6 separate regions of the Mus musculus genome follow, and all the other regions are linked to region 5. Evidence: chromatin loops called from intact Hi-C (ENCODE). Cell type or tissue: heart. All regions are shown on one strand. Links, peaks and the distances in the headings refer to the core of each region. The heading gives the core; the rest is flanking DNA.

What was found. A loop is a pair of places that touch in the nucleus more often than their neighbours do. Peaks named below come from ENCODE experiments on the same cell type or tissue, not always from the same donor. Only the 100,000 strongest peaks of a DNase experiment are listed, where the experiment ranks them.
Region 1: it touches region 5 in a loop (10-fold over the local background); 20 of 42 quality-filtered maps call a loop at or near these places.
Region 2: a loop joins it to region 5, with 8 times the contacts of the local background. A loop is called at or near these places in 23 of 42 quality-filtered maps.
Region 3: a loop joins it to region 5, with 5 times the contacts of the local background. A loop is called at or near these places in 37 of 42 quality-filtered maps.
Region 4: it touches region 5 in a loop (10-fold over the local background); 13 of 42 quality-filtered maps call a loop at or near these places.
Region 6: a loop joins it to region 5, with 5 times the contacts of the local background. A loop is called at or near these places in 15 of 42 quality-filtered maps.

Annotation. Positions count from the first base shown.
Region 1 is chr6:145,185,588-145,189,587 of GRCm38, forward strand. It overlaps Casc1 (cancer susceptibility candidate 1), which reads right to left. Exons shown (of 16, transcript NM_177222.4): 10 at 224-305. It overlaps Gm15543 (predicted gene 15543), which reads left to right. Exons shown (of 2, transcript NR_157240.1): 2 at 1,778-2,043. Among named protein-coding and RNA genes, the nearest start is that of Gm15543, 5.3 kb to the left of the region's middle. In heart, for the core only: CTCF peaks have their summits at 1,691 (motif pointing left) and 1,906; no DNase peak of the experiment used is centred there; H3K4me3 peaks cover 685 bases; H3K27me3 peaks cover 747 bases.
Region 2 is chr6:145,086,015-145,091,294 of GRCm38, forward strand. No RefSeq gene overlaps it. Among named protein-coding and RNA genes, the nearest start is that of Bcat1, 12 kb to the left of the region's middle. In heart, for the core only: a CTCF peak has its summit at 2,625 (motif pointing right); no DNase peak of the experiment used is centred there.
Region 3 is chr6:145,239,904-145,245,183 of GRCm38, forward strand. All of the region lies in intron 2 of Kras (Kirsten rat sarcoma viral oncogene homolog), which reads right to left. Among named protein-coding and RNA genes, the nearest start is that of Kras, 7.7 kb to the right of the region's middle. In heart, for the core only: a CTCF peak has its summit at 2,848 (motif pointing right); no DNase peak of the experiment used is centred there.
Region 4 is chr6:145,208,800-145,214,078 of GRCm38, forward strand. Casc1 (cancer susceptibility candidate 1) reads right to left here and starts at 2,171. Exons shown (of 16, transcript NM_177222.4): 1 at 2,008-2,171. The coding sequence starts at 2,010. It overlaps Etfrf1 (electron transfer flavoprotein regulatory factor 1), which reads left to right and starts at 2,348. Exons shown (of 3, transcript NM_133688.3): 1 at 2,348-2,453. In heart, for the core only: no CTCF peak of the experiment used is centred there; a DNase peak (open chromatin) is centred at 2,252; H3K4me3 peaks cover 2,175 bases; H3K27ac peaks cover 1,685 bases.
Region 5 is chr6:145,339,329-145,344,608 of GRCm38, forward strand. No RefSeq gene overlaps it. Among named protein-coding and RNA genes, the nearest start is that of Gm38926, 6.4 kb to the right of the region's middle. In heart, for the core only: a CTCF peak has its summit at 2,684 (motif pointing left); DNase peaks (open chromatin) are centred at 803, 1,523, 2,093 and 2,683; H3K4me3 peaks cover 2,129 bases; H3K27ac peaks cover 2,071 bases; H3K27me3 peaks cover 373 bases.
Region 6 is chr6:145,177,488-145,181,487 of GRCm38, forward strand. It overlaps Casc1 (cancer susceptibility candidate 1), which reads right to left. Exons shown (of 16, transcript NM_177222.4): 13 at 1,473-1,687; 14 at 1-13. Among named protein-coding and RNA genes, the nearest start is that of Gm15543, 2.8 kb to the right of the region's middle. In heart, for the core only: a CTCF peak has its summit at 2,332 (motif pointing right); no DNase peak of the experiment used is centred there; H3K27me3 peaks cover 295 bases.

The DNA.
Region 1 (4,000 bases), core at 1-4,000, 150 kb before region 5:
GGATCAGTGCTGAACGTCATTTGTCTGGAACATATTTTTTCCCTAAGTACATAACTTAATATTGAGTAGAAAAGTATGATTATTGATTATTGACAGTTTTTTTTTTTGTCTGAGAGGGACTGTGGAGGATTTGTGCTTCAAACATATTTCACTCTACAATGGCCTTGCCTTACTTTTCTGTGAAGGAAGCCTCCATTACACACCGAGGGTGGGGACAGAATACCTGCTAAGACTGCTTCACTCAGCAGCTTCATCTCCAGTTCAAGTTGGGTGGTTTGGGAATCCTCCCCTTCAGAGTCGGAAGTCTGCAATAGAAGAATGGCTGGCAGTGAGCATCAACATCCTCAGAAATTATTCTCTAAATGCAACAGGAGGGTATTGGTCCGTAAAATAGCCTAGAGACCAGGGTGAGGCTCTGTCTCAAAAAGCCAAACCAAAAGGACAACAAAACCAGCAGCAGGAACAGCGGCAGCAGCAGCAGGAATGGCTTTTTTAGCACTTAGCCTAAATGCTGTCACTTCAGGGACAGTCTCTGGCCTGTTGATTTGATTTGTGCGTATTTTGTCTCTTGATCACCCTATGCAATCTTTTCAGTACACATGCTGGTGTATATCCAGAATATAGTAGGCTGTCACCCCTCTACAAGGCTGCTCATTAGAGACAAGTCAGTAGACTGGGAGGTGGCCCAGCTGGCAAAGTGCCTGCCTAGCATGCAGGAGGATGGGGTTCAAGCCCCCAGCCCTGCATAAAACAGGGTGATGGTTTTTGTCTGTGATCCCAGCACTCTGGTGGAGGCAGGAGGATCAAAAGTCCAAGGCCATTCTCAGGTACACAGCCATTTGAGGCCAGCTGGGTTACATAAGATGCTGTGTCAAACCCCCTAAATCCAGAGAAACAACAACAAAGCAAACAAACAAAGCCCCCAAGATCATTCAATGGTAGAACCCTGAGGCCACATGGAGTCTTAGGTTCACTCTCTAGGACCAAACAGACACAACCAAAGAAAGGCAACATCAGGCTGAGTTTCTTATAGCAGATTTCACCTGAGAGTTAGACTGTGTGTGTGTGTGTGTGTGTGTGTGTGTGTGTGTGTGTGTGTGTGTGTGTGTGTGTGTGTGTGTGTATGCGTGTGTAGTATGAGCATGTTTGGGCATGTATGCCTCTGTGTGAATGTAATGTGTGTATACACATTCAGGCATGCACATGTGTGCATGCATGCTCTTGAGTGTACATGTGGAATTTTCTTATGCATGCTTGTTCAGTTTTTCTTTTGGAAGGACTGGGGATTTAAGCCAGGGCCTCATCCACACCGGCCAAGCATCTGTCGCTGAGTTACATTTCCAGGCCAGTTCAGTCCCTTAATGAGAGAGACACTTCGAAACTTAACTTTCAATTCAAAGACCCATGTCCATCTATCTGCTTGTTCCTCAGGGTAGTAAAATATTTTTGAAACTACTATTTTAAATGTTCTACTTTGAATAATTTCTCATTAATTATGCCCTACTCAAATTAGCCCTTTCTAAACATGTTGTGCTATAAACAACTTAGAATGTTTATGGTATTTTAAAATATATTAAACATTTAAATATTTTTATTGTTAAATATTTTTTTAAATATTTACAATATTTTTAAAAGCCATTCAAATCAATTAAGAGTCGGTATTAAGAGCCCTCTAGTGGCCAACTTCTTAATAAGCTCATGAAAAAAGAAACCTACACTGTCATTTAATGTCAGAGAATTTTCAATTTACATTACTCTTCACTCTCAACTTGACTAGATCCCACCCTGAACATGGACTTGCGATTCTGTGAGATGATGTCACAACCTAAACAGAAAGAGAAGAGAGAGAGAGCTGAACATGGACGTTCACAGTCTCTGCTGTCTGGCTGCAGAAACCCCGTGTATCGCTACCTCGCGCTCCCGCTGCTCCCGTGATACACTGCATCCCGTCATGCCATGAACCTATACAATCCCTTCTTTCCCTAAGTTGTCTCTGCCTGCTATTTGCCACATCAGTGAAAAATGAAAGTACATAGAAAACGCAGTATTGAGGCGCAGCGATGTCACTGCGAGCAACCTGGCCACGTGATCATAGCTTTGTCACCGCGAGCAACCTGGCCGCATGATCATAGCTGTCACCGAGCATCCTAGCCACGTGATCACAGCTTTGTCACCATGAGCATCCTGGTCGCGCGACCATAGTTTTAGAACTGATTTGGGGCGAATACGGAAACAGCCTAGAGCCATAAGCCACAAGAGCCCTAGAATTCTGTAAGCAAGAGCTCAGTGGCTGTCCGGGTGGAAGTTTGGTAGAAGACAATAATGAGAAATCAGTAGAGTGTATGGCTTTTCAGACAGGGTACAGCATGAGGCTTCAGAGAGGAAGAGGAGGAGGAGGAGGAGGAGGAGGAGGAGGAGGAGGAGGAGGAGGAGGAGGAGGAGGAGGAGGAGGAGGAGGAGCCGTTGTCCTGGGAACTAGGCTAGAAGCTGATGATGTCATATCCTGGCATAGGATTTCCTAAAAGTTTGAATGAGGCTGGATCCAAAAGTACTGAACTACATTGACATTTTAAGACAGAAACAGCCAGGCTGGTTGTGGTCACTGCTCACAGTGCTTAGATTCATAGTGAGGGGGTAGAGGGCTTTAAGTAATGTCCAGTTTGGCGAGGAAAGGGGTGAGTCTAAAGGTACAGGTGAGGAGGGTGGCAGCCCCTCTATGCTAAAACTCTCAGAGCCATTAACGGAAAATTGGGACAAGTGGGGGTGGGGGTAGGGTGCAACAGAGAGCAAGACCCCACCCATCAAAGGCTCTAACTCAGATCCTGCCTGGGCACTTTTGCCTCTGTGGACATCCTGCACATGTCCTCCTTACCATGTCAAGTGCTGTCAGGCTGGAGGTATGACAGCAACAGCACACATGCCTAATATGTTGAGAGGGGGCCTCCTGGAAATGGCCCCTCTCTCATCTCCCCACATTCTCAGTGTAAAGTGTTTCCTATCCCAACTCCCAGCCTGCCTTCACAAGCTCTGGGAAAGCGTATGAGGCTCCTGGCAACTGCCTGCTTCGGGGTTCTGAGATCTATCTGGGTATGCCACAGGATGCTCCGCCAATCATCACACCAACTGGAATCTACCCAGGGCAGCATTCAATGGTAATAGAAAGCAGACAGGCGTGGTTAGCCACATTCTCTAAGGCCATTAAGACTAAGTCAGGATTAAGCGTGGTCCTTCCAAGTTCAGAGAGTAAGTCAAACACCTGCTGGGACAGGTGTGAGACCCTAACACACACAGGTCCTGCCGCTGTTGTTATGAATTCACAGGCTTACGCTTTTAATGTAAAGTATTTCCAGGATCCGGGGATTGCTCAGAGCAGGCAAGAGCACGTGCTGTCCTTCCAGAGGGCCTGAGTTGTTTCTCAGAACCTGAATGAAGCAGCTCAAACTCACCTGCGCCTTCAGCCCCAGGGGCTGCTATGCCCTCCCTGGCCGCCCCTGACACTGCACTCATGGGCACAACCCCACCAACTAAAACCAACACTGTTTTATGAAAACTGTTTCCTAAGTGACCTACATTAACAGAATGGCAAACTGCAACTCCATGAGGCCACCCTGACGGATCCCTAGATACAAGATGGAATGCTTTAGTTTGCAAATTCAACCCATGGTTCAAATTACAGTTTCTAAGTTCTGTCATTTTGCAGTTTTTAAGTTAATGCAATTCTTATGTAAGACACTGGTAGATTTACATCAAATATTAACTATGATCAAGCCACTTGATGCAGAGTGGAGAATCGTCCAACACCCCGACAGGCCAGGAACGCTGCGGAGTCTCTTGTCAGTCACGTCCGTGATGACGGTTCACTTGCTCTGTTCTGACTGCGACTCCTGTGGTGCTTGACGTGAACCCCCATTTCCTTTTATTGTATTTTAAATTCTTATTTACATTGAGATGATGCTGGTTCAGGGACCACTTCCCATGGCCTCCCACTCACCCACATATT
Region 2 (5,280 bases), core at 662-4,661, 250 kb before region 5:
ATCCTCCCTGTTCAAATTATGACCATTTCTAAATCCCCAGAAAGACAACTTAAAATACCCACGCAACCACCTCCAGACCATCAAGTCCAGGAAATCGGGGAAATGCCTCTTCATACTACTTCCAGCTGAATATAGGTGTTGAGATATCTTTGGGGGTGGGAGAAAGGGTAGGGAAAGTGGGGGAGTTGGTTGGCCTTAAGAAGGCCACACCAACCATTGTTTTAGTCTCTGATGTCTGTGTCCTGACTGGATCTGGCTGAAAGTCCAAGACATCAGGAGTTCAAGCAGGTCAGTTAAGCATGTCTGATGATGAGACTCACCAAGGCTGTATATTCTGTAATATACAAATCTCAAAACAAAATTTTAGTATCATCAAGATAACTTTTTTGTTTAATTCTCTTGAATCTAGTCCTCTAAGGGTCTCCCTTCGTCATATCTGATCCATATAACTCTGGAAATTGTATAGACACTTTTCTTCCAAAATAGCATGTCCTTGAGACAGTATCCAGAAAAACCTTTAGCTTAACCCCTCTCCCAGAGGAATAATATATCCACAAAACTCAAAATCACACCCATTTTGAAAATTAAAACAATCTAAAACAAATGAAGTAAACTAAAATACTGTATGAGCCTATTCTAAGGCTTTTTCTATTCTGTCATGCCAGGAAATTAACCCAAAATTCACGTGGAGCCCACGAACAAAGAATATGAGTTTCCTTGAGACGTTAACATACTATCTATCTGTTGTACTTTCTACCTGGAGCAACAGGCTTCTATTAATTAATACCCATTCATAGCAGGCAATTATCACTGCTCTCTACTTGGAGTCAGTGACTAATTTTCCCTATCCTAGTTCTGAACTGCAGGCAAAATTCCCCAAGTGATTAGGACAAAATCTGTATATAAATCTATCATAAAAGCAAATAATCCCAATCTTATAAATTCACAGTTCAATTAATATCTGCCCCAAGACGTAGGCAGCTTCCATTTTCTGGCTCTCTGACTCAGAGCAGCCATCTTGTCTCTTTCCACAGCAGGGGACCTCAGAGCCCTCTTTCTTTGTTACAAGGGTCCTGCACTTGAGTTCTGTAACTTGACTCCACTCCACTCGCCAAACTTCCAAATTTCTAACTAAATTTCTATCTTATAGGCTAAGAATCTTAAATTTCTAGTGGACTCTAGCCTGCCACACTGGACATCATCTGTAGCAGGAAATATTTAAAAAGCAATGGATGCTATCACCAGCGTGGCACTGGCCTGTTCTCATCTCATGGAGACTCACTGACCTGGAGCTGTTATGTCCTGGTTAGTTTATATACTATCTGAAAAGTATCTTCTCAAATATATTTTCTCAATGTTCAATAGCCTGGGTTGTCTATGAGTCTATAACTAGTCTTTCAACCCCGTCAGAAATCTGAGAATGACCAATATTGTGTGTGTGTGTGTGTGTGTGTGTGTGTATACAGCGCACATGATGGCCAGAAGAGGACATTGGATTCTCTGCAGCTGGAATTACAGGCAGCTCAGCCACCCAAAGTGGAGGTTGGGAAGCAAACTTGGGTCCTCTGCGAGAGCAGTACAGGGTCTTAACCACTGAGCCAACCCTCCAGGCTCCCATGCTTCACTTGTTTGTTTGTTGGTTGGTTGGTTGGTTGGTTGGTTGGTTGGTTGGTTGGTTTGAAACAAGGTCTCTCTACATATCCCTGGCTGTCTGGAAACTTACTCCATTTGACTTTTAAAATGACCTTCTACAAAATGCATTTTATGTGGGAGATGAATAGATTCTGAGGTCAACATAATAAAAATATACAAACTGACACGGGAAATATACAAACAGTACAGACTTTCATATGAATGTTTGTGATGACTTTTGAAGGTTTTTTTTTTTTTTGAGACAGGCCTTCGCCATTTATCTTGTCCCTGCTGTCCTCAAACTCACAGAGATCCATCTGCCTCTGCTTCCTGAGTGCTGGAACTAAAGACCTGTGCCCCCATGCCCTGCAAAATCTATTCTGGTTTTTTTTAAATATGTATAGGTGTGTGCGCGTGTGCGCGCGCGTGAGTGTGTGTGTGTGTGTGTGTATGTGTGTGTGTGTGTGTGCATGTGAATACAGAAATGCCACCCAAGACCAAAGATGTTTGGTCCCCTGGAGCCGAAGCTACAGATAATAGAAGATACTCACCAGTTACAATGAGTGCTGGGAGCAGAAGCTGGGTCCTCTGGAGGAGCAGCCAGTGACCTTAACCACAGAGCCAACTCTCTAGTCCCTAGGAACTGTTTATCTTCAATCTTCCCCCCTATCGAAGGCCAGGTTCTCACAGGGTATGGCAGTGAAGTAGCTAAATACCACAGGCTTGCTGTAGCAGAATTCCAAGTCTGAGGCCTAGCCTGGGTGATAGACCAAGATTCTAGTTTTAAAAATCCAACAAACAACCCAGTTACACTGTGTTGTGTGTTTTGAAACTTGAATAGTTCCACAGTAATATGAATTATTTCCACATCATTCGAATATTTTCAAATCATAACAATATTATGTCATATAATAATATATTATTATTCACAATTGAGCACATTATAATAAATCATAATATTTTCAGAAACATTGCTTTCCAACTAGCTACCACTAGAGGGCGATTCTGATTCATATTTTTCACAGCATCTAGCATTTTAACTGGATTTCTTCACCAGTGTTTATGACATTTGACCTATCTATATTGTAAGAGTTATCAATGTCTTCTGGGTTTATATGTAGATAAATCTACATTGTACCTAGTTATCATGATCTCCAATTTATTCTGGATTTATATGTATGTATATTTTTATTTACTTCACCTGTCAGATTGGCAAAGATTGGCACAATTGTCGTCATGAGGTCATGGGTACCACAGGACCACAGGTGCTGGTGAGGCTGCACTGGTATAATCTCTACAGCTATAAATTTGGTAACTGCTAACAACATTTTATAATAAAGTTAGGTGTGGAGGAGGATTGCTGCGAGTTTGGGGCCAACTTGGGCTACCCAGTAAGGGCCTGTCTCAAACAAACAAGACTGGAAGTATGCCATAGTGCTTACTTCAAATTCATGAGGTCCTAGATTCAAACTCCAATACAGGAGAGAAGAAATTCAAAATGAAGCTAGCAATCCAGGGAGACACCTGTGACTGGGGTAGGAGGCTGAGGAAGGAGAATCGGGAGTTCAAGGCCAACCTGTACTGCCTAAAGTTGACAGCCACCAAAGGTTATATAATGTGAATCTAACTCAATAAAAAAATTAAAAAAAAAAAACCAAGCAAAATAATCCCGCAAAATGTCTTAGTCTCTTGACAAACCTTTATTAAACGGTTTGCATGTTTAGAGGTTTAAAGGAGAGGCTGTAGTCTGTGATCCCACCAGAGGCCATGGTGATGTTCATGGCTCCTGCTGCCTCCTGCTGATAAGGGCAAGAAAGTTTCTTTTGCAGTCTGGATGACTACAGACTTGTAACTGGGAATAAGAGACACAGAAGACTGACAACCCCCACACACACCCACACACACCACCCCCCAAAATAACCAATCCAGACAGGAAGCTGTGGAAAAGAGTCCTGAACAACCATGATAAGGATTCTGAAGTGTAGCTCTTCACAGCTGATGGCGTCTGGTGGGGGCAGGGAAGGACTCAGTTTCCTTTAAGGGGCTGCGTGTTTGACCGTGCTCCAGTGATTATACAGGTAATACAAATGGACTCGGTGGACTTTCTTTTATCTTTTGGGGGAAGACACAAGGGTGGGAGGTTGGACCAGGGAGGAATAGGAAGTGAGTGTGATATGAAGTTCCCAAGTAATTAATAAAAATATTATGTTGGGGAAAAAAACAAACAAAATGTAAAACACATAAGAACAGCAACAAAGGGGGAGGAGGAGGAGGAGCTATACAGAGTCTAAAAATAAACACAGAGCTGCTGGGCATGGTGGCGCACGCCTTTAATCCCAGCACTCGGGAGGCAGAGGCAGGTGGATTTCTGAGTTCGAGGCCAGCCTGGTCTACAAAGTGAGTTCCAGGACAGCCAGGGCTATACAGAGAAACCCTGTCTCGGAAAACAAACAAACAAACACAGAGCATGGGAACCCGAATTCGTAATTCGTGTATTTTAGGAGGCAGAGGCAGGAGGATCAGGAGTTCAGAGTCACCCTCAGCTACATAAGCTGCGCTCAAGAGATCTTGCTCAAAAAGTATATAAAGAAGGAAAGAAAGAAGAGGGAGGGAGGGAGGGAGGGGGAGAGGAGGAGGAGAGAGGAGGGGGGAGGAAGGAAGAGCGGGAACTCAGGCCTAACAGCCGTGACACAAGGCTCAGAGCCACCTGCGACTCCAGCTTCAAGGGATCTAACGGTTCTTCTGACCATGGACCCTTGCACAGATGTGGCACAGACATACATACAAAAGTCTTTCAAAAATAGAGAAGTCTACCCTGAGGTACACTGATAGGATAACCTGCAGACTCTCCATTCTTCATTTCTGCTGGGATTTATGGTCAGCCACCATCCTCTGCTGTTCTGAGAAACCTTCATGAATGCTCATCTGGAGCAAGCCAGAAGTCTGTCTTAACTGTTAGTCAAGCGATATGGTCTAGTGGGTTTAAACTGTTGTGTTTGGTTCTGCCCTGTTTCCTTTCTGCCTAGGGGTGGGGGAGGGGAGGGGTGGGGACCTCTGGGTGTTACTGGCTTTGGTCTCTGTGGACCAAAAGCAGGTGACAATCCTGGATATATGTATGATATATGTATGTATGTGTATATATATATCTTAGTGGCTCAAGTTCTTGCTTAGTGTACATGAAGCACTGGGTTGGATCCCCAGCCCTACAAAAACTTGGTGTGGGGGTGCAAATCTGTAAACCCAGCACTCAGGAGGATCAGGGGTTCATAAAGTCATTCTTGAGTAGTTTGAGGTCAGCATGGGCTACATGTAGCCCAGGCTACACCATGAGTTCAAAAACAGCCTAGGCTACAGGAGACCCTGCGAAAGGCACACACTATGACCCTTTTCAGTGGGAGGCACTGTGTGTAATAAAGAGAAACGTCAACCTTATAAGTAAGTCTGCAGATGGCAGCAGAGCATCTGTGGGTTTCTTTAAAACTGCAAACTTGAGGCAGCTTCAGGTCCTGAGCTTAGGAGCCCCCATCCCCACCCCATCGTGGCTTGCTTCCTTGTTGCCTTAGAGTTGGGTTTTGTCACTCGCTAGTTTTGAATCTCTCAGCTGAGTGTTCTTTTCTTTGAAGGACTGGCATGCATGCATTTCTTCAC
Region 3 (5,280 bases), core at 631-4,630, 99 kb before region 5:
CTGTGTGTAACAGGCTATCTAGAACTCAGAGATGACCTACCTCTGCTTCCAAGTGTTGGGATTAAAGCCATGCACTACCATGTCTGCCTGGTGGTTTTTTGTTGTTGTTGTTGTTGTTTTGTTTTGTTTTTTTTCTCTGACACAGTATCACTATGTAGCCCAGACTGTTCTCAAATTCAAAATCCTCCTGCCTCACTCTTCCAAGTGATAGAACTACAGGTGTGTACCACCACAACCAGCTCAATCTGTATATGGAGGAAGCAGATCCAGTGGAAAAGAAATGCATTTAAGCAATTAAGCAAATAGAAATAAATGTTAACACTAAGCAGGACAAAGTGGAATGGTACCATACAAGAGGTCAACTTTGCCTATGTGACTTAAAGACAGGGGAGAGAAGGTCACTCAAGACAGGAGCAGAGAAAACGTACAAACATGAAATACCACACTGAGTATTGTAGATTCAAAGAGTTCAGTTGGTCTTAGCTTAGTGAAGATAAAGGCAAATAGCAGAGAGTAACAATGAAGCAAAAACCAGCTTCCGAGAGTCTTAAACACAGCTCTTAAGAGCCGCACTTTACACTGTCCAGTCACCTCTGAAACGTTTCTAGGTAAGAAGGGGCACTCAGACTCTCCAACCTGACTGCAAGCATTGGAATGAACTGTGGAACGGGAGAGCTATTTTTTTGCCCTTCCAGATACTGCTTCAGCTCAGCACACACACTCAGAGGTACCAGCGATAGTTGCAGGTGAAGACTTTGAATTTTTAATTACAATATCCCCCAAATCATTGCTGCAATCCCTGACTATCAGGAGTGGTAGCCACTTCTTGATGTTATATTGTATTTCAGTGTTGTCTTTTCAGTCTTCTCATGCCTAATTAATTCTCCATATGAAGTTCTCAGTGTGGAAGTATCTAGTGCACTGCTGACTCCAGTAAGTGTCAAAATCCAAAGGGGGAGAAGGAGGAACTGAGGAATAATGAAGTCCTTACAAGAAGACAAGAGAATGTTACTAAGGTGGCCAAAGCAGTAGGGATGGAGAACACTTAGCTGGTCTAACTGGCACAGCTGCCCTCACAGGCAGCTAGCAGGAATGTAGATGAGGTACAGATGCTCTCAACAGTGACTAGGCTAGTCCTCAAAAAGTTAAACCTGGCCAATCTCAGAGGAACTAGAAGAGATAGTCACACAAAAAAATCTGAACATAAATGCACAACAAAACTGTTATTTAAAAGAGCTCTAAAGAAGAACCCAAATGTCATTAACTGATGAATGGATGAACAAACTGTGGAATGTCAACAAGAGAGAACTACCTTCCCATAAAAAGGAATGAAGTGCTAATATTGTAACAAGGACAAACTCTGGAAATATGTAAAAATCAGACACAAGGCCAAGCAGCAGTGGCACACACCTTTAATCCCAGCTCCTGGAAGGCAGAATTCGAGGCCAGCCTGGTCTACAAAGCAAGTTCCAAGACAGACAGAGCTACAAAGAGAAATCCTGTCATGAGACTAAATAAATAAATATCTGACACAAAAACTACACTGAATGATACATGATTCCTTTAAATGACATATTAAGACAATGCACATGCAAGCAGAGAGTAGTTAGTGGCTGCCAGGGGCTGGAAGGAGAAGGGTTTGGGGACTGACCACTAATGTGTATGGGGCTCCTTTCTGGTGTAATGAAAATATCCTGGAACCAGATAGCAGTGATAGTTGTAACCCTAAGAAATAACTAGTCATCACTGGCTGTGTACTTTAAAATGTTATTTTGTTCTATGTGATTTTCAGCTCAATGTTTTAAAGACAGAGACGAAGTGTAGAGAAGATGAGTGTAATTTTAATTCCCAACCTAAAGACATCCTGGCATGCAGGTCTTGGTACTCAGGGCCTGGAGTCTTTAGCTATTGACAGCTGTAGAATTTCCTTCCTTGTGGTATGGACTTATCAAACTACTTCATCTCCCATCTACTCCAAGCCACTGTTCCTTCAGTGATGAAAATGGATATAATCATACACAGGACAAATAGCCAGGTGAGGATTAAAAACAACAAAAATCCTTTCATAAGATGGAAAGTGTTATACAAATCCATTATAATTCTTTTATACAGTACACCAAGCATTCTACTACTGACCACAAAGTGGTATTCAGACCACTGGCTCTTAATGACTACCCAGAAGTACACCTTATTGTTATACAGCCACAGACATCTGGACTTAAAATGGTCTTTGCAGTTCTCCTTACCATGTCAAAACACAACAGGTCTGGACAAGACCCACAAAAAAACAAGCGAAAACTGACAGTTCAAGATTCCTATTTTGATTGGTAAACAAGGATATTAAAGACTTTGTTCTCATGATAAAATAAGATTATAAAATTCTTTTAAAGTAGGAATAAATAAAAACAAAAACTTATTTTACAAATTCTACGCTTTTGGAATTAGGATAACTAACACTTTGGAGAAAATAAAATATGCAGTACTCCTTAAAAAACAAAACTACCATTAGTTCAAAAATCTGAATAAACTCAAATATTATCAGAATTTTGAAAACAAGGATACTAAAAGGCACATATAAAGCACAAGCAATCAAATTCAGGTTGTACTGCAGCATTTAGTCCCTTCATCCAACAAGCTCAGCCCAACCAGTGTTCACAAAGGAAATGCACCCTGTGCTCTCCCACACGGCCTTCTTTCCTCTTACATATCAACTGTATAAAAGACTCCCAAGTAAAGTTAGCAGATTTATAAACTGATAGAATTACAGGTTGCATCTAAAGGTTAAAAATACAAAAAACAACCTTGAGTTTTCATTGTTATTTATTACAAAAGCAGGTAAGTTACCACTAGAGGGCACTCAAAAAAGGGAGATGAGCTGGCCACAGCTTTAGAGGAAAGTTTTCTTCAAACAAAACTGCTTTTAAAAAATAGACTTCTAGTCAAAAAGTTTTAATACAACTTAAGAGTAAGATAACATACTGCACAGTAACATAACAAATCTATGTCATACTTGAAAATCAGAATAAAAGTTATCACTGGGACATAAATTTGATAATCTGAGCAATGGTTAAAACTGTATGTAGCACAAAAGGCTTTAACTCAGAACTGCTGATATTCTGGGCTAGTTCTTTCTTTGCTATTTCTAGTTGAGCTGTGTGAGGACTTCATATGATATTGCAATAACCATTTCCCACTAACAAAGTTAACTGAAAAACTAGTGCACTTCAAAAAGGACAAAAATTTCAGAAGTCAAGGTGATTCGCATATCCACTATCTCCAATATTAACATGTTCTATGGTAGTTTTCTATATGTATCTGCCATCAAGCAGTCATTAGTAAATTCAAGTTACAGTATACTGATGCACAGACTAGAAGATTATTAAATATTTTCTTAGTTTCAAAGATAACTACTTTTTCACTTACCGTAGTGGAATTATCACTTGTTTCACAAAGTTTAATAAATTCAGTCTCAAACTAGCTAAATATCTTTAGGCCAAGTTAAAACACCTCACAAGTTTACAGATATAAATCAAAGAAGCAGTGACTGCTCTCTTTCACCTCCTAGGATAATATTTTACAAATTTGAAATCACTAAAAAAAAATGTAATGGTATTATCACTTAAATTTTTAAAAAGTATCCTGCCATTTTTTAAATGTAAAGATGTAATGGAATCCCAAAGTACAAGCACTTCACCAATGGGCTATAGCCACAGCCCCTCCTTCATTCTTCACTCTAGACAGGGTCTCACTAAGCTGTGCAGGCTGACCTTGCACCTGCTCTGTAACCCAGGCAGATATTAAACTGGAAATCCTTCTGCCTCCCAGTATCGAGTAGCATCTGCCCCCAGACCCAGCTTCCATGCTCTCATTTTCTCTCTGGCACTTTTCTTCAATTGAAACTTTTTGTACATGTAGGAAGTTGGCATTTTTAGTCAATTAAATCTCTTTCGCTCTTTTGCCCTTCTTACAGCTAAACCACACCAAGAGAGGACCATGTCAGTTTCCTCAGACTCACCACAGATTGTGAGAGAAGGTATAGACTTTTCTCCAGCTGCTAAACTACCTGGGGGAATGTCAGGGTCAAAGTTCACAGGTTATCAGTGCTCCCCAGAGTCAAGTCTTCTGGCATGGCAGAAATCATAATCAAGGTTAGAAATTTAAATTTATAGACTTTTCTACCTTCTTCATACATGATGAATTGTTAGGTGTATATTACATTTTAGCAAACGTGAACTAAAGGCTTCCTAAGCTCTATTTTACCCTGCTCCTACAGCTCTGACGTCATGCTGTAGATATTCGGGATGCCTTCTGAACTAACAGGAGGAAGCACAATAGAACCCCTCAGATTTTCAAGGAAAATGAAGGTTAACTTCTGCTGAAAGCATCTTCCAAATCCCAGGAAAACGTTCACATTTCACATGCATTCTATTAAAACTTCCTTTTACATGTGATTTAAATGGTATAACATGCCAAGTAACCTTGCATTTAGAATACCAGTCAAAATGGATGACCTTTTTGATCTTTCTGGAAGGAAAAAGCAGAACTACATTACAGCACTGAGCTGACCTGTCAAAAATCAGTGTATGAAGACTAGTACAGAGGAGCTCTACGTCACTGATGTAACTTGTTAAACTTGACAAGCAAATAAAAGTCATTTTTATATCTAAGTACCATCTTTTGAAGGGTGGTATACTACTACTAACATTATTTGACACTTCCTAACAATTTTTTAATCAACCTTCAATATTCTAAGTTATATAATCACCTTCCCAAGCTCGCCACTGCCCTCAAAGCCCAACCCAGCACACTGTTTCTTCAAGACAGAAAGAGACCCAAGCCAGGGCACTGTGACCTACTTGAGATTTCATAGCTATGGATTCTGAAGCACTACAAAATTCTACACAAGTCTTTTTTTTTCTTCTTTTTAAATTGGTACATGAAGTAAGGATGTAGCTTGGAGAGTAGAAGATTGCCCAGCAAGTCAGAGGGCGTGGATTCGATTCCCCAGCACAGCCTAGAATGAGCATGGAGGCATAAAAGCCTGTAATGGAGCCCTGTCACTCAAGGAGTGGAAGCTGCATGATCAGGATTGCACGCTAGGTCTCAGCTACCTGAAGAGCCATCTTGGGATACATAAGAACCTATCAAAGAACTGAAAATGGCACATTAGAACAAAGAGGAAAAGCTAAAGATTGGGATATCATCATACTGCAGTAAAGATGCCTAAAAATAATCTAACAATAGGTTATTTCAAAGGCAAAGTAACATTTATTTCACACT
Region 4 (5,279 bases), core at 1-4,000, 130 kb before region 5:
ACTATTTCAAATTTGCAGATGTAGCGGCTGTCTAAAAGAAACCTTTCTATTACATAAGATTGATAGTATTTTTTTTTAAAAATGGGGAGAGAATCAGTTTCTTCAAGTTTGCCAATTAACGATGAAGTGAAGACTGCCCAGCCACATGATTTACAGTCAGTCTGCTCTTTTTGGAAAGCTCTGTCCTTCAATACTGATTTACAAGTACAGGTATTTCCCGTGATGCTATTCGTAAACTCCTGAGAAGGCCTGTGTGCCCATCAGCTCTCTGGTAAAGAACCTGTAAGAGGCCGTCTGAGTGTAAATTACACAGTTTACATATCTGAAGAGCTGCACATAGGAAGGGCTGGTTCGAGCCATGGGAACATCATTCTAAAATGCCAGTGCCAAATTTGGCACACAGTAAATGAGATTTAGACGACATCTTCCTGCAAGGTGCACACATTTCAGAAATTCTCTCCATAAATATTCATCAGGGAGAGAGCAACGAGGGAGGCTTTGCTCTCATGTGATTTTTACAAATAATTTTTATCCTGGCTGTAGTATTCCCTGACACATTGTTAACATATTTCCATCTTGAAACAAATACTGTATGGTAGGCTATGTAAATATCCTCCTCAAAGAGCATATCCTAAAGATGATGGGCACATTTTTATCCCTCACTAGTATTTCTAACATGAAACAGGTGTGGGGAAAGTCCTATCTTTATCCTTCACATAAACATAAGAGCCATCAGTAGTAAAACTTTTCAACGTTCAAGTGGCAAAGGACTTCCTGACAAGCTTTTTGAGAAATTTGTCCTCTTGGACTTACAGTATAGTTGCTTCCCTTCCTGAATTGTATACTTCCTTAGATTGTGGGGTTGAATTATGCATTTTCAAATTCATATACTAAAATCTTAACTTCTTGTGTGTTAGCGTTTGACCTGCTTATGAAAAGGGTCTGTAATTATTTCACCCAATTAAGAAGAGCTGATACTGGAACTGGACAGGCCTCTGGCTCAATATGGCTGGTACAGGTTACAAAGAGGAATCTTGGATACAGACCCTCATGAAGAAAATAAGCATCGTATGAAAAAAATGAGTTTACACTGCTACACACTAAAGAACTATTTAGAAGTAGAAGAGAGATCTGAATAAATCCCTGCCCCCATGCTGACACCCTGACCCCAGATGTTCAGTCTCCAGAATGGTGAGGTAAGCAGTTTCTACTGTTTAAGCAAACATGTTTATGGTACTTTGTTTCCTGGAAGCCCCATGATACAGTTAGGTTTGAAGCTGCAACCTCCTGGAATCTACATTTTAAATATTCCCCCAAATGGCTTGGAAGTCTTTGAGAAACAGTGCTATGTAGATAGGAAAAAGAAATTAAATCCACCTTTCGATGTAGCAAATACGTGCTTGTTCTTGTAATTTGCCAGCAGTCTTAACTTGGCTGATGACCCATTGGGGGTCTTGCCAGGGGAGGCCTTCACTACCCATTTCTTCCCACCACTTACAGAAAATACATACTTATATCTTAAAAGAGACTGAAAAGCACCAATCTTTTCTTCTCTCCTACCCTTAATAGCTTGATTACTCCGCTTTAGATACACCAGCTGTTACCTTGGTAAAGCTTGTGTCTGATATTCTGCTTAACTGACAGAGCCGGAGGGCTGTAATATTCTCCTTTGTGTGTCTCTGGCTTCCAGCCAGCAAACACAAATAATGCACTCTGAATCTCCCCTCAACGAGTGTGATAATTGATGATCTCTTGATGGAGAATGGGAAACAACACACGAAATTTGCTCCATATTGTTCTGCGTTGGAATGAAAACTTTTCTGACAAGGCAGTCAGAGCCAAAGTGGGAATGTACATCACCGGAAGCTAGTAAAGTTTAGTCACTGCAAAGATCTGGATCTCGCCACCTCTGGATCGCACTGCCCCTGTCTGCCTGCCCTCCCTCGACAGCGCTGAAGTGGAATCCGCACTTGCCCCTTTCCTGTCTCCCTCACTTTCCTGGCTTACCATGACAGAAGCAGGAACTTTGCTTAGGGATAAGTGAACTCTGCAGAGCAGGAACGCTCACGGTTGTCAAGACGACAGGCCACGCCCACTCACAACTCCCAGTGTTTTGCGAAGGACAACCTGCGCAATCGCACTGTAGTCTTCCGGTGAGTACTGCCCAAGTCGTAGACTGGTTACACAAGCCACACTTCCCACATAAGGTACGCCCACATCGCGGCTTTTACCTAATCCCGCCCATTTCCGCCTGATGCCCCGCCCCAGCAAAGAAAGCGGCCTCGAGTCCCATACACTGCTGCCTGTAGTCCCGCCCTGAGCCCACCCCCGCCTCTCAGCTCCGCCCACTTCCGGCAGACGGTCGGAGCATTTACGGCCGTGGTGCCGCAAAGCGCTGGAGTGAGGCGGTCTGAGCAAGCTGTCGTCTGGACCCCAGACCTGCTGGTGGTGAAGTATGCCTTAGGCGAGGGCTTCCGGGCGTGGGGAGAGCTGCGTCTCACACTGAAACGCAGGCTGACCTGGAACTCGCGGGCATCCCTCAGCTTCCTCCTGAGAGCTGGGGTTATAGCCGAGGCCCGCCACGGCCAGCCTTGTAAAAAGGTTTCTTCCTCGCTTCTTTTGCGTCTGGACGAGCCCTTCCCGGGGGATCTGGGGAATGGCGCCAGCTCACGACTAGGTGAAGCCATAGGTTCCGGGCGGGTCCCCCAGGGAGTCATCTGGCCACAAAGGCGAGCTCCAAGAGGGTCGCTACCTTGATATTAAAGTAGTACAGATTCTTCACTGATCGTGGGAGTTTAGTTTCTATGCAAAGCATTCGCCCTTCTCAAGAGCTGCTCACACACTAGTTTAACGTGACTTCTAAGAACCAGTAAGCCATTGTTGTCCCAAGGTCACGGAGCGCTGTACTGTTGTGGCAGCCTGCAGAATTTCAGCCCTTCTCCATAAGAAAAGGCACTTGAGACGTAGAGGAATGGAGACAGTTCTTTAACCCAACCCCAGCTTACGGCCCGTCTAACCCAAGATAGAGTACTAATGCTCTGTCCCTTACATAAACTAAATGTTCTGTTCAGTAGGACTGACAGCTAGTTTTTGTGGGTTAAGGTCATTGGTTGCACAACACTTAAGACCTTACTGCCCTCCGAACCTTGGTAATGAGATAAAAACTTAACACCTACTGCATATAAATTCAAATTTGTTTTATCTTAGCTGTTGAGGTATGGAAGGTAGCCTTTGTTTTGAATTATTCAACAAAGCAACTACTAGTGTTTAGTGACAGAAAACCTCAGACTAAACTAGGAAGTGGTGTGGAAGTACAGTAATTAACATGGTGACTCAGGAGAAATGGCCTTACTCAAAATCACTGTGTCATTATCAACTTCTCTCCTAAGAGGAAAACTAATAGTAGAGATGTGTTAGATCCCATGGTTCAAGACTCTGTGCATGCTTTTTTGAGTTTTGATGTCCTCTAGTCCCTGGGCAGGATTTGTGAGTAATAAGAGGGCTGCTTTCTGGCATCTCTTCATCTTGACACGGGTTGTACTAGCCCCTCTCTCCTGTCATGTACCTGTACCATCTAAAGGCGTATGGTCGCACAACCTCTGGTATGGGGAAATCTGACAGGACAGTTTTCCAGTACAGTCTGAAGGAATACTGAGTCTAGTTCACTAGACCACTGAAACAATACACTGCCGTCTCCATTTCCTTCAGCTTTTTTTTTTTTTTTTTTGGTCACTTGAACATCATGGGGCAGAATAACATCATTGGGCATCAAGCCCCTATTAGAAATAATAGTGTCCTACTAAAATGACAACGCCATCATTCCTTTACTCAAAGTCCCCAGGGAGAAAGGACTTACAGCTCCTCCTTGCACATATCCATGTTCCTGGAATAGCCCGTGACTTTGAGCCATGCACTCATCCAACTTTGATAACTTCCAGGACTCCATGCAGGTCTCTGCAGCAATTAAGTTGTTTTCTAGTTTGCAAACTAAAGGTTTTTCCCAGCAGCAAAAATAAACTAAAAATTCCTGAAAATCAACTGTATCATAAATTACCATCAAAGTGCATGGGGCAGGGGTAGGCGAATCTTTTATTACTCATACTCTGTGGGAAAAGCAATTGGGAAGGAGAACTAAGGCAGGTCTCTAAAAGCTTTCACAAGTTACAAATGCCAAGTTTTATCTATATAATAATTTCAAGCCACATAGTTTTAAGTCATTCTTCAACAAGGTATACCATCCTGGTATTATATTACTCCTCCCCTCTCTCCCTACTCCCACTGTTAATATTATTAGTTAAACACACCTGTTAAATTACCTTTCAGTATTACACTAAATCTTCAGGGAAAGAAAACAAACCATGAAATTAAAAGAGAAAAGAGAGAGATGGTTATGGCAGTAAGACTCTGGAAGCTGGAGCCCATGAGTGACTATGAGTCAACCCTAGCAAACCTCAGTGGACACTCACTACTCTTCCCAAGAGGAAGCAAGCAGAATCAACTAGGATCTGTACACTTGGACACTAAACGCAACACCAGTCACAATTGTCAGTATTAGTGACAGGGTGCCACTATGTAACTTCAATCATAGCTCTCCTTGAACTAAGGGTCTTCCCCTGCCTCAGCTTCCATCCAGCTCAACACAATAATTTTTGGACGAATTTTGAGAATCTCCATTTTCTGCTAGTTAATTGTAAAGTAACCTTTAATTCATCTTTAAAAATAATCTACTTTGAAATTTTATTTTTCCTGAATAATACAGTCCAAAAGATATTAGTTGTCTGGCTCTAAGCAAAAGCAGCAGCCTTAAGGGACAGGATGAAGGGCTGGGAGACCTTAAGAATTCAAGACAAAGGAAACAGGTCTCAGGTAAAAGTGGTTTGTGACAGCAGCCTAGCAGAAGAGGACACTGATTGGGTGGAGAGGGTAGTGGCACAGGTTGTTGGAGTTAGGACAGGGTGAGCATTCCAGGCAAGAGTGGGATCTGGGAGGGAAGGTACGAGGTGGTGACAGTGGTAAGAATTTGGTTCTAGTAGAAGTGATGATCCAAAAAAGTCAATTAATGAGGATAATAGGAACCAGCTTTTTTGCTGTTGGACATGAGTTTTAGAATTACTGACAGGAAGCTAAAATAAAAATAAATCCTGTAATATGGGAACAAGCTAGTACCAGATTATAGAAAGGTCACTAAAAACCACACACATGCACACAACACTCAAGTCTACAGGTGCACACCTTTACTAGGTGGCACTTACTGCCAAATGGGCAGTTCCATTTGTAGT
Region 5 (5,280 bases), core at 572-4,571:
GGTGGGAGAACCTTGCAATTGCCGGGGAGCCATCCCCAAGCAGGGGAGGCAACAGCACAGATTTCCCAGAAGTCAGACAAACGAACGAACGTATCCAGCTTCATTTCATCCTTGGCTTTGTGCACAGCAACGTTAAATCCTGCACTGGATCTGCTCCGAGTGTGAGACCAACCTGGGCTACACAGCTTCAGGTCAGCCTGGTCTGTAGAGATCTATGTCAAGCACACCTTTCTAAGGAAGAACAATAACAACAACAACAACAAAAACCAAACAGACAGACAGTCAAACAAACAAAAAAACAAGAAGGGACCAGGCACACCCCAGACCCTTTGGTGGGTAACAACCCAATCTTGGCTTACTGAGAACTGTATTTGTGGAGGTAGCTGAGAAGCCTTTGTGTCCTGCATACTAGTGAGGGTCTCCCCATTCGCCATCTGTTCGTTAGGTTAGGGTGGTAATCATAGCACTTTAGGTTAGCTCCTTTCTACAAACCCATCTAACAGCCTGATTGTCCTTAAACGAATCTGAGGTCTGTGTCATTATACACTCAGGTGAACAGGCACCCAGGCATACTAAACTTGGTCAGTGTCTCCCTAGGGCAGCACCCAGTGCCTGAGCTCACCGTCAAGACCAAATTCTGCTATAAGATAGAGGTATAGGGGAGGAGGAGAGAGGAAGCCAGCCAGCTTTGCAGACACCGGGTCCTATTCAGGGCTCCTCCGTCCTCTGATGTCATGCGCTTCCTGCTTTCGCACTGCAGAGTCTGGCGATCAGTCGACTGAAACGGGATGATCACCGCCACTATCTTGCATCTTATTTTCCATGATCACACTGTCACCTAGCCAACTGCCCCGCCCCCTAATCCCACGACTCTTGGCTTTCCAGCTCGTATTGTCTTCCCCTCCCCCCCCCTCCAGGAAGACGGCTTCCAAGCAGCAAGTACCAGGAAACCCCACTACTGGTGGTGACTCCGACTGAGGCTTGGGGTGGGGTCGGAGTGAATCTTCTGCTCTTGCTTGAGAGTCCAAATCCCTAGCTTAAAAAATGATTTAAAGTATATAATATACATATATATGTGTAAATTCGTATGTATAGTCAAGCTGGGCGCGATGGTGCACGACTGCAACATCGGTCTGCAAACTCAGACTTGAGGCAGGAGTTTCGCTGAGAGTTCGTGGACAGACCAGCTTGTGTTATACAGTGGTCTACAGTTCAGCTTAGGTTAGAGTTAGATTCTGTCCAAAGAGCTAAAAAAAAGAGAAAGGAAGGAAGGAAGAAAAGGGAAAGGAAGAAACATTAATTGTTCAAGTGACAGAGCTCTCCCTCTGTCCAGGAGCCCAGGCAAGGACCATTAGGAGCGGGGCGAGACCATTGCACTCTGCACTCTCCGTCCGGGCCCAGCCCCCTCCCCCCCTCGACACCCGCCACCGCGCAGCTCCGCGCCGCCGCCCAGCGAGCGGGAGACTCCCCAGGGCTCTTTAAATACGAGCTATAAATACCACCGGGCTCTGAGAGCACGTCACCGCCCCGCCGGCTTCCGATTGGCCGCTCTGGGTATCTCATTTGCATAGGGGCTGACACAACCGTGCCGCGACCTGGACGGGAGCGCGCCTGCCCCTCCCCGGCAAGACAGTGGGCGGAGTCGCCGGACCTGCCGACCGCCAGGTCTGAAGTAGGGCGGGGTGGGTTGGCATGTGTCCGTCATCCCTGCCTCGCAGAGGCTGAGACAGGAGGATTGCCTTGAGTTCCAGGCTGGCCTGGGCTATGTAAAAATGTGGAGAGAAAACTATACATATATACATATATATGAATATATATACACACATACACATATGTATGTGTGTGTGTATACACACACACATATATATACATATACATACATACACATATATACACATGCATATATTTTTAATGAAATAAAATGGGGCAGGTGGTGGTCCAGTAGGACGTCCTTCGCCTTCAGGGAACATCAGCTCTGCCCGCCGATTGACACTGGATCTTTTTGCTTTCTACGAAAAGTTTTCAAGGAGACCCGGGAGCAGATGCTGCGGGTGGCTCCTAGCGGCTAAATTTAAACCACGTGAGAGCTGACCCGCCACGGTTCTGTGAGATGACTGGCCACTCCGATGCTCAAAACAGACTGCGTGCTGTGGTCGCTGTAAGACGCAGCGAGCTGGAGAAGAAAGCCAGCAGGGCTCGGAGATGCAGGACTTACGATGTCTCCCGGTTTAGAACCAAATTTAAACTGCATCCGGGTGCGGTGGAGCTGAGGCAGGAGGATTGAAAGCCACGTAGTGAGATCCTATTTGCAAACAAACACCCAAGCCGAATTTAAAAAGCAAAAAACAGTGTCTCCCTCCAGCCGGGGGTTAAAAAGCCAGGTCCTGAAAGCAGGCGCGGCACATCCAGGAGGGTCTGTCAGGTTGTGCGAAGTAGTCAGACAAAAAGCACAAGCCACAAACATCTTACTAAATTATATTAATCGACGTTCTCCCGTGACATCTGTGTAGTCCTAAATAACCCAGAGCTCATTCAGCGACTTCATGTAACAGTGAAGACAATGCCTCAAAGCGGACTGCTTCGTAGTTTGCAGTTTTTTTTTTTTTTTCCTAAGAGAGAGAGACAGAGACAGAGAGACAAGTAAGCGCTTTGGATTCTAGCAAAAGAGCTCCCTCTGCTGGCAAATGCTTCACCATCACAGATACCCATAGACAAAGATGGGGCAGGCTGGTATCAGGACTCTCAGGGCGAGCTGCCAGAGCTTCAGGATGCTGTTAGGTGAAATCACAGATGCCATTTTTTTGGTTACTCTCAAGTAAATGAAATCATACAATTGTGAATGTTGCTTTATGTTTTTAACCCACACATGCCAATAAAAGCCATTTTTAAAAACCTTATAACTAACCCTGATTAAATTAAAGCAAGAGACAGATGTGTTGTGCAAACATCATTAACTATGTATATATAGAATATTTGCATCATAGACACCTTCCGATAGTTTTAGTATTGTGGAGGAATTTTTAAAAAAGAAGATTTTAGTTTTAGTTTTAGTTACATGCTTCCATGTGAATGTCTGTCACCTGTGTGCTGTGTCCACAGAGGTCAGAAAAGGGATGGCTTCTTTCATCTCTCCTACAGTGGGTGCTGGAAACTGAACTGGGATCTTCTGGAATAGCAGCAAGCATTCAGTTGCTAAGCCATCTCTGTGTAACTGATCTGACTGATCTGAAAGCACTATGTACGTCAGGCTTCATTGTTACCTCTTTGCGTGCCTAGTAAATACGAAGGCTTTAAAATGCCCAGAAAGCCCTGCTTTAACAAGAGGGAAGCATGCCATGCTGGAAATCTAGCCATCTACCCAGAGCTAATGGAGCCATGGAGCCCGGAGAAGGACTTACAATGGACACTTTACTAAACAGACACATTCCCTAACTACATTATGAATATTTGTCGTTATACCCACAGACAAGCGTAGTTCTCGCTGCTAATCAAGGGAACTTCTCTTTGCAACAGAGGAAGGGCATTGCCAAAACCCAAAATGAAACAAAACAACAGAAACTGATAAAGAGAATCCGTGGAGCCCAGTCCCAAGGATCTGTCACAATACGGCTCCTGCACCCGAGGCTCAGGGATCCCTGTAGAACAGGGGGTGGGAAGATTGTAAGAGCCAGAGGAACAGGAAGTGTACTGTGAGATCGCGTCTCTGGAAACACAATTTTGGTTATGCTCATGAAGTCCCCTCATCATGGCTGCCTAAACAAGAACTGGATGACACCACCGCCAATGGACATGCGACCACGGAAGGGGAAGCTCCAGGGGCCTCCACCCTAGAGGAAGAACTATGGGCAACCAGGAAACGCGGAGAGCAGGAGAAATGATCTTCTCCAGGTAGAGTACGTGAATTGGTTATCCAGTGCTAGTGGTCAGTCCTTTAAAGGGTTTAAAGATTTATTTATTTTATGTTGTATATGAGTACACTGTTACTGTCTTCAGACACACCAAAAGATGGCATCAGATCCTGTTATAGATGGTTATGAACCGCTATTGTGGTTGCTGGGAATTGAACTCAGGACCTCTGGAAGAATAGCCCGTGCTCTTAAATCACTGAGTCATCTCTCTAGCCCCCAGACCTAAGGTTTAAACACAGGTAACATTATCAAGACCAAGCAGGCAAACAGGTTGTATTTATGTATATATGTGGTGGTTTGAATGAGAATGGATCCCAATAGGTTCATATTTTTGAACACTTAGTGCCCAGTTGGTGAACTGTTTAGGAATGATTAGGAGGTATAGCCTTGTTGGAGGGGTGTGGCCTTGTTGGAGGAGGTGTGGCCTTGTTGGAGGGGTGTGGCCTTGTTGGAGGGGTGTGGCCTTGTTGGAGGGGTGTGGCCTTGTTGGAGTGGGTGTGGCGGGGGGGGGTTGAAAACACATTTTGGCTGCTACATCCACAGCTCATCACCTTTGGGAGCTGCTTGTTTTGGGGAGGAAAGATCTATGTTCAGAGTTCACTGTTGAGACTGCTCAGAGTTGTTAGGAGGCCTGAAGCTAACTGAAATCAGCGATGAGGGGATACATAAAGAACCCTTGTGTCTCCGTGGCGACAGCTAAGATGTGCGTTAAGTGTCCCACAGTAAGCGCATTGCCCTCCTCTGTAAAACGCTGTGGATAATGATCACAAATTGCCTGTCATCTCTATTCTCTCAGCTCAGAGGAAGACTTGGAAGTATAAGAAATGATTATAAGAAATTACTTAGAGAAAACTTGAGGGCTGAGGAAAGGCCTCACCCTGTGTCAGCCTAGGGTAGGTAACCAGCACTCTTAAGGCAATGCAAAGTTCTTCGCTGCCCCGAACTAAGGCTTTCTGTTAGGAGCTGTGTGTCCCCACCTCTCATGTCTGTTGTTAAACTCGTCCCAGGATGACTATGTGTGTGTATATATATATATATTGCAGGGCGATGACTGTATTTGGATAAAGCTTTCACTAAAACAGAATAAAATGGCATTCTCAGTGTGGCTCCCATGCTGTATGGCCTGTGTCTATAGAAAGAGGGTGATAGGACGTGGTCATTGGGTCTCAGTGAGAACCATCGATTTGGGAGCCTACATGGGCAGCCTCAGGAGGGACCACGCCTGCTGATAACCTTTGACTTCTAACCTCCAGAGTGGCCGGCTGCATGTGCTACATATATATGTGGTTGCTACTTTGTTTCTAAGGTTCTAGGAAGAGAGTAAAGGCTCTTTCCCCTAGGTGAGAAACCCTGTCTTCTTCATACCTCAAGC
Region 6 (4,000 bases), core at 1-4,000, 160 kb before region 5:
TGCAGAGGTTTTCCTGAGTTTCAAGAAGAGAAAGGAAACCATTATTCCAGCTTTAGTGCTCTTTAGACCACCTCTGAAACCCTAGGCTACACCACACTAAATAATGCCTCTGGTCTGTCTTGGGACTCTTCTGGAAGCTGGGCCACAGGACCCCAGCACTGCCCAGGAAGCTCACAAACTTTCCAAGCTCCCTCTGGGTGCTTGAGGGATTAAAAGTGGTGTCTCAGATCTTTCTATCTTAAAAGATGTGAACGCACTCTGCTCGTTCTGAATTAAAACGGCCATTGAGGCAAGCATGATTGTCCTTCTAAGAAGTATTCTTAACGCATGCTCTAACTGCCCGGTTTTGAAGGGACACAGGGTTGGTATTTATGCACCCTCCCTGTGAACAGTTACTGCCATTTAACCTAGTATATCTAAGAGATCTCAGGATCTATTAGGTGCAAAAATGAGGTCAATTTTTTTTTCATACCAAATGCTCAAAATCTAACACATATTTCACAGTTGCAGCAGACGTCAGTTTGGACCAGCTGCATCTTATTTAAGAGCTTAATCATCACCCGCAGGAGGTGAGCTGTAAAACCTGACTCTGCCGGCTACTTTGGGCATTGCATGCAGTTGGTACACATACATGCAGGCAAAAACACAGCATAACAATAAACAAACACTCAGTAGACGTCAGCCCTGCACAGAGCCTCCTGGCCACAGGGACAGGGTGTTTGGAAGCCTAACCTGGCAATACCCAGTACACTCGAAAGTAAATGTCTCCTAACAGACTGAGGGAAGGCTGCACTGTTTTAGGAGCCTTTGTGACAGTGACAGTCCTGGGATGTCAGCCAATAGCCACCGAGGCTTTCTCTATTTATTTAGTTTGCTGGTTTGATTGCTTGTACAGAGCTCTGCCTGCCTCTGCCCCGAGTGCTGGGATTGAAGATGTCTTCCACTATGCCTGGCCTGTGGGTTTGAATCCTGATGGTCTTTCTGCTGTATTCCGATGGAGTTCCCGCCTGTTCTAAAACAACTGAGCTTTGCACATCACAAAAGTCACCAATGATTCCAAGTACCTTCAGGGTCACACCCTCATCACCAGTCAGCTTTAAACATCTCCAAGCTGCCAAAGAAAGCCCCTGAGGCTGATATGCAGTGACTCTTCCGCCTTCAGCCTCCCACAGGAATCAGCTTCTCCCGGGGCTTCCAAGGCTGTGCGCTTCTGAGGGCACTGGTCTCTCTCAGCAGGATGGGCTTTAGAGGCCAGGGTGCGGATGGTGGATCAAACACTCTGAGTTTCACCCCGGGCAGTCGTCTGAGATGACTGACCCATCCCCAGTGACCCAGTGACCCCGGAAACAAGCTGGAGCCTCGCTTTTACACACTGTTGGTTGTTTACTTGATGAACCACAGCTCCAGAGACATCTTACATGCCTGCCTGGGGACACACTGCCTAACTATGGGCGGGCCATGGCGTCCCTCACCTTGATGTATATCTGGAGCTCCATGAAAACCGTCTTCACTATTAGAAGGACTTTGTTCATGCCACAGGGACTCATCTCCCAGGACTGGTAAGGCATGTTCACGTGAGCATCCTGAATCAAGGTCACAGGGCCCAAAGTATCCATACTGAAGGTTAGGAGCCTGTCTTCTCGGTTGTAATAGACACTGCTGATGCCATCTGACCGCCAGAATTTACCTGCGCAATGCAAGACAGGGACATTAGTTTCATATTTTTTCCTATGAACGTGAATAAGAACATCTAAGTATATATAATGTGCACAAATTGGTTTTCTGTATTAAGACACGTGAGGAAAAGCTCCCCGCCCCTGGGAGAGCCCTGTCTCCAGGGTTCAAACTCCACATATTCTTCCTGGCACTGGAGGAGACACTGGGCTGGCTGTTTCTGTCCCTTGCTATTTCAGGCGCCTATTAGCCCCACTCTCCTGCCTTCCCAAGCTCTTCCCCATACACGCCTGAGCCCCAGCATCTGCCATCTTCCTAGGTAATTCTCCCCTGGCTCTGTACAGAGGCTCTTTAACTATTTTATTTTATTTTTTAAAGGGGATGGTGGTTGAGACAGGGTTTCTTTTCTCTGTGTAGCCCTGGGTGTCGTGGAACTCACTCTGTAGACTAGGCCTGGAACTCACACAGCTTGGCCTGCCTCTGCCTCCCGAGCGCTGGGATTAAAGGTGTGCATCACCATGCCTGGCTAAAGGACTATTTTTTTTTTGTTTAAGATTATACTTTCACTGATCATTTCTAAGTTTGTTACTTATTGTTATGTGTTTTTGCCTGCATCTACTTGTGTCTACCAAACTGCATGCAATGCCCAAAGTCGGCAGCAGAGGGAACCAGCCCCAATGGGATTAGAGTTACAGGGGGCTGTGAGAGGCTATGTGGCTGCCCAGAACAGAGCCAGGTTCTCTGCAAGAGCAACAAGTGCTCTTCCCCGCTGGGCCAGCCCTCCAGCCGTGTCACTGCTGTTCTAAAGCAGCTGTAAAGTGTCTCTGAGCACAGTCTTGCTCGTGGGACGTGGATGCAGCTGGGCCGCCATGGCCCTCAGCCAGTGAGGTGATTTTTAAATTCCCTCCCAAAGAGACCCCTACGTACAGCCCCTTCAGAGTTCATTTCCAGTCCCATCTCTGGGGCCCTGCCTGTCACCCTTCTCACAGGAGTTCACTCGTGCATGCAGTAGGCAGCACGCTTCACCCCTTACAAATCAGTAATTTGGATCCACTTTAGATTTGGGGAAGAAAAAAAAAGTCACTGAGCGTGATAGCACGTCCCTTCATCTCGGCACTTGGAAGGCAGAGGTCGGAGGGAGTTAAGTTTGAGGTCAGCCCGGGCTATGTGCTTAGCTCAAGGCCAGGCTGGGCCGCAACAAACTAAAATGTGGGAAAATGATTCAAGTAAACATTGCATCCAACAGGATGAATGCAATATGTAAACAGATGCCCAGCATTGGCCCTGAGCAAACAGGACACAAAAGCACTCTTCAGGACACTAGACAGATGAGGGAAGCGTCAATAGGGGATGTGACGTGGGCAGAACCTGTCAAATGGTACAACAGTGGTGAGAAATGGGAGTCTCTCAAGGTGAGACTCACTTGCTACTTGGGAGCAGTAGGGATCCGATGACAACCACAGGTGTTGGTCCCCAGATGCCACCTTACTTGAGCCAGAATCCTTCCACCTCAGCTGAGCAGGCCAGGCAGGCTGCCAGTGAGATTTTGGAGTTCTCTGGTCCCCATCTCCACCTCACTGCAGGAGCACACGGATGCATGCTGCATGCCTGGCTTCCCCCATTGGGCTCTAGAGAAGCAGACCTGGTCTCTAAGCCAGTGGAGCCAGTGCCCTACCCATGACGCTCCTCTCTGGTCTAGTGTGGTCGATGTAGCCAAGAAAAACAGTTAGATGTATTACTCTTAAAGAGACTCTTCTGGGCAGGCATGATCCAGTTGGGTAAAAAAGTGCTTGCTGAGAAGCCTGAAAACCCGAGTTTGGATCTCTGAAATCTCATGGGGTGGAAGGAGAGAGCTGAGCCCTGTGACCTGACCTCCAGGAGTGCGGTGGCAGGCACGGCCCCTGCCACCAAAACAAATCAACTAGTGTAAATGTAACAAGTTCTGGGCAGAATTTCGGTGGGCAGAACACCTCCCCAGAATTCCGGGCTCTATCTCAGCCTTTGAGGGGTAGACACAGGGAGATCAGAAGTTTGGAGCCATCCTTGACTATACCTTGAGTTTGAGGCTCAAAATCATGAAAGAGAGAGGGAAAGAAAGAAGAAGGAGGGATGAGGGGGGAGGAATGAGGGAGGAAGAGATGAAGGAAGGAGAGATGAGGGACAGAGGGATGAGGGAGGGAGAGATGAGGGAGGGAGAGATGAAGGGAGGAGGGAAGGATGAGGGAGGGAAGAATAAAGAAGGGAGGGATGAGTTAGGGAGGGGGAGGGAGGGTTAAGGGAGGGAGGGAGAGATGAAGGGTGGAGGGAAGGATGAGGGAGGGAGGGA